Regions from separate parts of the Homo sapiens genome. Here region 1 is linked to region 2. Evidence: read pairs that join two places in POLR2A ChIA-PET (ENCODE). Cell type or tissue: Panc1. All regions are shown on one strand. Links, peaks and the distances in the headings refer to the core of each region. The heading gives the core; the rest is flanking DNA. Region 1 has its middle 13 kb from the start of ACP7. Region 2 overlaps LRFN1 (leucine rich repeat and fibronectin type III domain containing 1).

Region 1 (2,909 bases), core at 231-2,730, 240 kb before region 2:
TGGTGGTGTGTGCCTGTGATACCAGCTACTCGGGAGGCTGAGGCAGGAGAATCGCTTAAACCTGGGAGGCGGAGGTTGCAGTGAGCCGAGATCGCGCCACTGCACTCCAGCCTGGGCGACAGAGCAAGACTCCATCTCACAAAAAAAAAAAGAAGAAAAGCTTCAGGATGCACTCAACTGAAATGAGAGCACCACCAAGAAAAAGGGGAGCACTGAGATCCAGGACACAGGGGACCTGACATAGGAGAGAAGTGAAGAGGCACCTCAGGATGGCAGTAAAGGAGGTCCCAGCATGGCAGCAGGGCACCACAGTCTGAGGGCAGGCCGGGTATGGTGTTGTGTGCCTGTGATCCCAGCTACTGGGGAGGCCGTGGCAAGAGGATCACTTCAACCCAGGAGCTCGAGGCTGCAGTGAGCCATGATCATGCCACTGCACTCTAGCCTGGGTGACAGACAGAGACCCTTTCTCTAATATAGACATAAAAATATTATATAAAAATAAATATATAATATTTCTATTATATAAAAATTATTTCTACATATTTCTATAATTATATAATATACAAATTATTTATTTATTTATATTATATAAAAATAAAATAGAAAAGGTTAGAGGGCAACAAGTCCAGATAGGACCGTGTGACTCATGAGGCCAATGTGGGGGCAATCATCGCCAGCATGCCAACTGCCATTGTACTGTTTTTTTTGTTTTTTGGTTTTTTTTGAGACAGTGTCTCACTCTGTTGCCCACGCTGGAGTGCAGTGGTATAATGATCTCAGCTCACTGCAGCCTTGACCTCCTGGGCTCAAATGATCGTCCCACCTCAGCCTCCCAAGTAGCTGGGATGACAGGTGCACACCACCACACCTGGCTAGTTTTTGTATTTTTTTGTAGAGACGGGGTTTCACCGTGTCACCCAGGCTGATCTCGAACTCCTGAGCTCAAGCAATCTGCCCACCTTGCACTGTGGCCTCCCAAAGTGCTGAGATTGCAGCTTGAGCCACTGCACCCGGCCTTTGTTTTGTTTTTTAAGTTGAGGAGAGTATGGCTGGGTGAACATGAACCACATTCTTCCTTTCTTTTTAACCAGAGACAGGGTCTCACTACATCACCCAAGCTGCTCTTGAACTCCTGGGCTCAAGAGATCCTCCCACCTCAGCCTCCCAAAGTGCTGGGAGCCACCACACCCGGCTCACATTCCTGTCTATACTTGACTTGCCTTGACCATGGCAGAGAGCCTGTTCTCCCTGCGAGACCTGCCATGGACCATGGCAGAGAGCCTGTTCTCCCTGAGTGACCTGCCATGGACCCAGGGGTATACTCGTTTCCCTCTAGTAACTGTGCTGCTGGGCCCACGCCTGAGAGCCTGTGGAGGGCTGGGGTGTTCCTGGAGGTAGGATACACAGAGCTGACCACACTCCTGCTGACCATGCACAGCGTGACCCACGCTTCAGCCCTGACAGATCCCCCAGTTGGTGGTGAGTCATGTGCCCTCTAGGACTCAACTCCTGTTCTCACCCACTGAACTCACGAGGAAGGATTAGTGTAGACCCTCAGGGAAGATCACACCAGATTTGATCTTGATATGACCCAGCTCATCCTTCACACAGCAGGGGCCAGGCTGCCCTTTCCTCACACAGAAGGATGAGCCTTGCTCTCCAGTGGGTTTTTATTTATTTATTTACAGACAGGATCTACCAAGGCTGGAGTGCAGTGGTGAGATCTTGGCTCACTGCAACCTCTGCCTCCCTCCCAGGCTCAAGTGATCCTCCCATCTCAGCTTTCTGAATAGCTGGGACCACGGGCACACACCACCACACCTGGCTAATTTTTGTATTTTTTGTAGAGACGAGGTTTAGCCATGTTGGCCAGGCTGGTCTCAAACTCCTGGGCTCAAGCGATCGGCCCGCCTCGGCCTCCCAAAGTGCTGGGATTACAGGCGTGAGCCACTGCGTCCAGCCTAATAAGATATTTTTTAAGGCAATTTTTTGGGGGGGACAGGGTCTTGCTCCGTTGCCCAGGCTGGAGTGCAGTGGCATGATCACAGCTCACTGCAGTCTCCTGGGATCAAGTGATCCTCTCACCTCAGCCTCCCGAGCACACCCCCGTAGGACTTTAAAATCTTCCAACACTCCTCAATGTGACTACAGTGGAAAATGGTGTACCCAACAATGGTACAATAAATAGTTGGGGCCAGGCATGGTGGCTCACACCTGTAATCCCAGCACTTTGGGAGGCCGAGGTGGGCAGATCATTTGAGGTCAGGAGTTCAAGAGCAGCCTGGCCAACATGGTAAAACCCTGTCTCTACTAAAAAAAAAAAAAAAAAAAGTCCGGGTGCAGTGGCTCACGCCTGTAATCCCAGCACTTTGGGAGGCCGAGGCAGGTGGTTCACGAGGTCAGGAGATCGAGACCATCCTGGCTAACAAGGTGAAACCCCGTCTCTACTAAAAAATACAAAAAAAAATTAGCCGGGCATGGTGGCGGGCACCTGTAGGCCCAGCTACTTGGGAGGCTGAGGCAGCAGAATGGCATGAACCCGGGAGGTGGAGCTTGCAGTGAGCCGTAATCGCGCCACTGCACTCCAGCCTGGGCAACAGAGTGAGACTCCGTCTCAAAAAACAAAAAACAAAAATTATCCAGGCATGGTGTCATGTGCCTGTATTCCCAGCTACTTGGAAGGCTGAGGCAGGAGAATCACTTGAACCCAAGTAGCAGAGGTTGCAGTGAGCCAAGATCACACCACTGTGCTCCAGCCTAGGCGACAGAGCAAGACTCTGTCAAAAAAAAAAAAATAATAATAAAATAAAAATAAATAAATAGTTGGGCCAATATTTATAAGAGCTCATGTTTGTTTGAGGGTTTAGTCTGTCCCTGGCCTCAATTCCGGATTTTATGGAACTGTTATG
Region 2 (2,909 bases), core at 212-2,711:
TCAGTGTATAAAGGACAGCTTTGCTACTTTCTGTGTGACCTTGGGCAAGTGACATCCCCCACTGAACCTCAGTTTTTCTGTCTTTGAAATGGAGAGGGGGTCATCACGCCTTCATAGCGGAGCTGGGAAGATCAAGCTTGGAAGTTCGTTGTGAAGGTTTGTGTTTTGTTCATTTGTTTGTCCTCATGTTTGTAAGGCTGGGCCAGGATCTAACCTATCTCAGTAGGCCCAGGGCCCAACACAAGATGGGCACACAGTAGGCATCTACTCAGTGTTTGGGACCAGAATCAAAAAGAGAGGGAAATGAGGAAGACAGAGACAAAAGAAAAGGGAGGCTTTTTTTTTTTTTTTTTTTTTTTCCAGAGGGAGTCTCGCTCTGTCACCCAATGGCGCAATCTCCGCTCACTGCAACCTCCGCCTCCCAGGTTCAAGCGATTCTCCTGCCTCAGCCTCCTGAGTAGCTGGGATTACAGGCACGTGCCACCACATCTGCCTAATTTTTGTATTTTCCGTAGAGACAGGGTTTCACCATGTTGGCCAGGCTGGTCTTGAACTCCTGACCTCAAGTGATCCGCCCGCCTCAGCCTCCCAAAATGCTGGGATTATAGGCATGAGCCATCGCGCCCGGCCAAGAGGCATTTTTTTCATTCAACCAACACTGGGAAAGCACCTACTATGTGCCACACCTATGGCCAAGAAAACACTGGAAAGGCAGAGATGGAGGCCAAGAGGCAGGTTTCTCGGTGAAGATCTGACAGCCAGGAGCTGGGGCTCTCCACAGGTAGGGAAACAGCTCCAGCCCCGCTGGCATCTCCAGGTGAAGCCAAGCAGATGACTGAAGCATTTAACTGGTGCTCTACAATGTGCATGAGGGAGGCAGAGCTAGAAGGAGAGACATCCATGTGGCAAACTACCATTTATCAAGTGCCTACTGTGTGACAATTCTGTGGCAGAGAGCCATACTAAAAAACTACCAAGATGGGCCAGGTGCAGCGGCTCACACCTGTAATCCCAGCACTTTGGGAGGCCAAGGCAGGAGGATCACTTCAGCCCAGGAGTTCAAGACCTGTCTGGGCAATATAGCAAGACCTCATCTCTACTAAAAATTTTTTTAAATTAGCCCAGTGTGGTGGTGCACACCTATAGTCCCAGCTACTCTCAGGAGGTAGGAGGATTGCTTGGAGCCCAAAAGTTTGAGGCTGCAGTGAGCTATGATCATACCACTGCACTCCAGCCTGGGGTGACAGAGCAAGACCCTGCCAAAAAAAAAAAAGAAAAAGAAAAAAAAAAACTACTGAGATGGAGAGACATGGCAAGGCCAGGACTGCAACTCATAGTGTACTATGGACCACGACCTACTGGGCTATAAGCTCCCTGAGGACAGGGTCTGGGTGGTTTCCCTGTGTCCCCAGCACCCAGCTCAGGAGTTTGCACAAAGCAGGGGCTCTGTGCCTAACGAGGGCAGAGAAGGTAGAGACAGACAGAGAGGTGAAAGGAGAAATAAGGAGGCGATGGGAGAAAATAACTCTTTTTTTAAAATGTCTGTTGACACCGTATGGTCTGTCCCCACCAGGGCAATGGCTTCAAACCCAAGTGAGGGTGGAAATAACATATTTTTCTCATACGTTTTGTTTTCTGTTTCTGTAATGTACCCAATGTGTTGGTTCAGTAGTACTGGTATATAATTTATAAATATAAATGTCGCTGTAGGCTAGGCACGGTGGCTCACACCTGTAATCCCAGCAATTTAGGAGGCCAAGGCAGGCGGATCACTTGAGGTCAGGAGTTCAAGACCAGCCTGCCCAACATGGTAAAATCCTGTCTCTACTAAAAATACAAAACTTAGCTGGGTGTGTTGGTGGGTATCTGTAATCCCAGCTACTTGGGAGGCTGAGGGACGAGATTCGCTTGAACCCGGGAGGCGGAGGGTTTCAGTGAGCTGAGTTCGTGCCACTGCACTCCAGCCTGGGCAATAGAGTAAGGCTCAGTCTCAAAACAAACAAATAAATAAATGTCACTGTAAATGTGTGTGTGTGTTTCATGCTCCAAAATGTTTAACTGAAGAGGTGCACAATCAGATTGTTGTGGGGAGCAGTGATATCGACCATGAGCCCCATGAGGGCAGGGTTCATGCTGAGCTCAGTCACTGTTAGGACTCCAGTGCCCAGCCCTGGTCGGGTTCATGTAGGTGCTCAGCGAATATTTTCTATAAGCACGAAAAACAGAGACAGTGAGAAATAGAGAGAGGAGACAGGGCAAAGGAGGGCGGGAACAGCTCTCACAGCCATCTAGAACCCTGGCTGAGCAAGAAGGCCAAGGGAATGGGCAGGTGGGAGGGAGGGTCCCCCTGGGCTTGGGAGGAGGCCCTGGGACTGCAGCACCCGCACCCACCTGTAGACGAGGGAGTCATCAACGGAACTGTTGTACTGAACCTGGTACATGCGTATTCCGGGCACAGGCCTCTGGGCTGGCCAGCGGATGAGCACGGAGTTCGAGGTGAGCTCGGCTGCCACGAGCCGACGCTCAGCCGCAGAATCGTTGGCACCTGGTCTGCCCGGCGTGGCGATGTCAGAGGAGCCGGGCTCGGTGAGAGGCGGCGGGGCAGCCGGCGGGGGTGCCATCAGAGGCAGAGGTACCACGCACACCTCCACGGGCGCCGTCGCTTCCCCAGCAGCATTGGAGGCGATACAAGTGAAGGTGCCACTGTCCCTCAAGGTGGTGATGGTCACATCCAGCGTCCCGTCCCCCCGGACCCGGGTCCGGCTGGAGTTCCCCAGCAGCCGCCCATCAGGTGCCACCCAGTGCACCACCGGCTCGGGGTCACCCACCGCTCGGCAGCGCAGGCTCACCGCCTGGCCTTCCACCACCAGGGCCCGGCCCCCCGCCTGCCGTGTGATCAGCGGGGGCTC

The links. ChIA-PET counts read pairs that join two places held together with the same protein. Peaks named below come from ENCODE experiments on the same cell type or tissue, not always from the same donor. Only the 100,000 strongest peaks of a DNase experiment are listed, where the experiment ranks them.
Region 1: POLR2A ChIA-PET joins it to region 2 with 11 read pairs; 4 of 35 experiments call an interaction of 5 or more read pairs at or near these places.

The regions. Positions count from the first base shown.
Region 1 is chr19:39,069,575-39,072,483 of GRCh38, forward strand. No RefSeq gene overlaps it. Among named protein-coding and RNA genes, the nearest start is that of ACP7, 13 kb to the right of the region's middle. In Panc1, for the core only: no CTCF peak of the experiment used is centred there; no DNase peak of the experiment used is centred there; H3K27ac peaks cover 905 bases.
Region 2 is chr19:39,311,540-39,314,448 of GRCh38, forward strand. LRFN1 (leucine rich repeat and fibronectin type III domain containing 1) reads right to left here. Exons shown (of 5, transcript NM_020862.2): 4 at 2,392-2,909. Among named protein-coding and RNA genes, the nearest start is that of LRFN1, 7.9 kb to the right of the region's middle. In Panc1, for the core only: no CTCF peak of the experiment used is centred there; no DNase peak of the experiment used is centred there.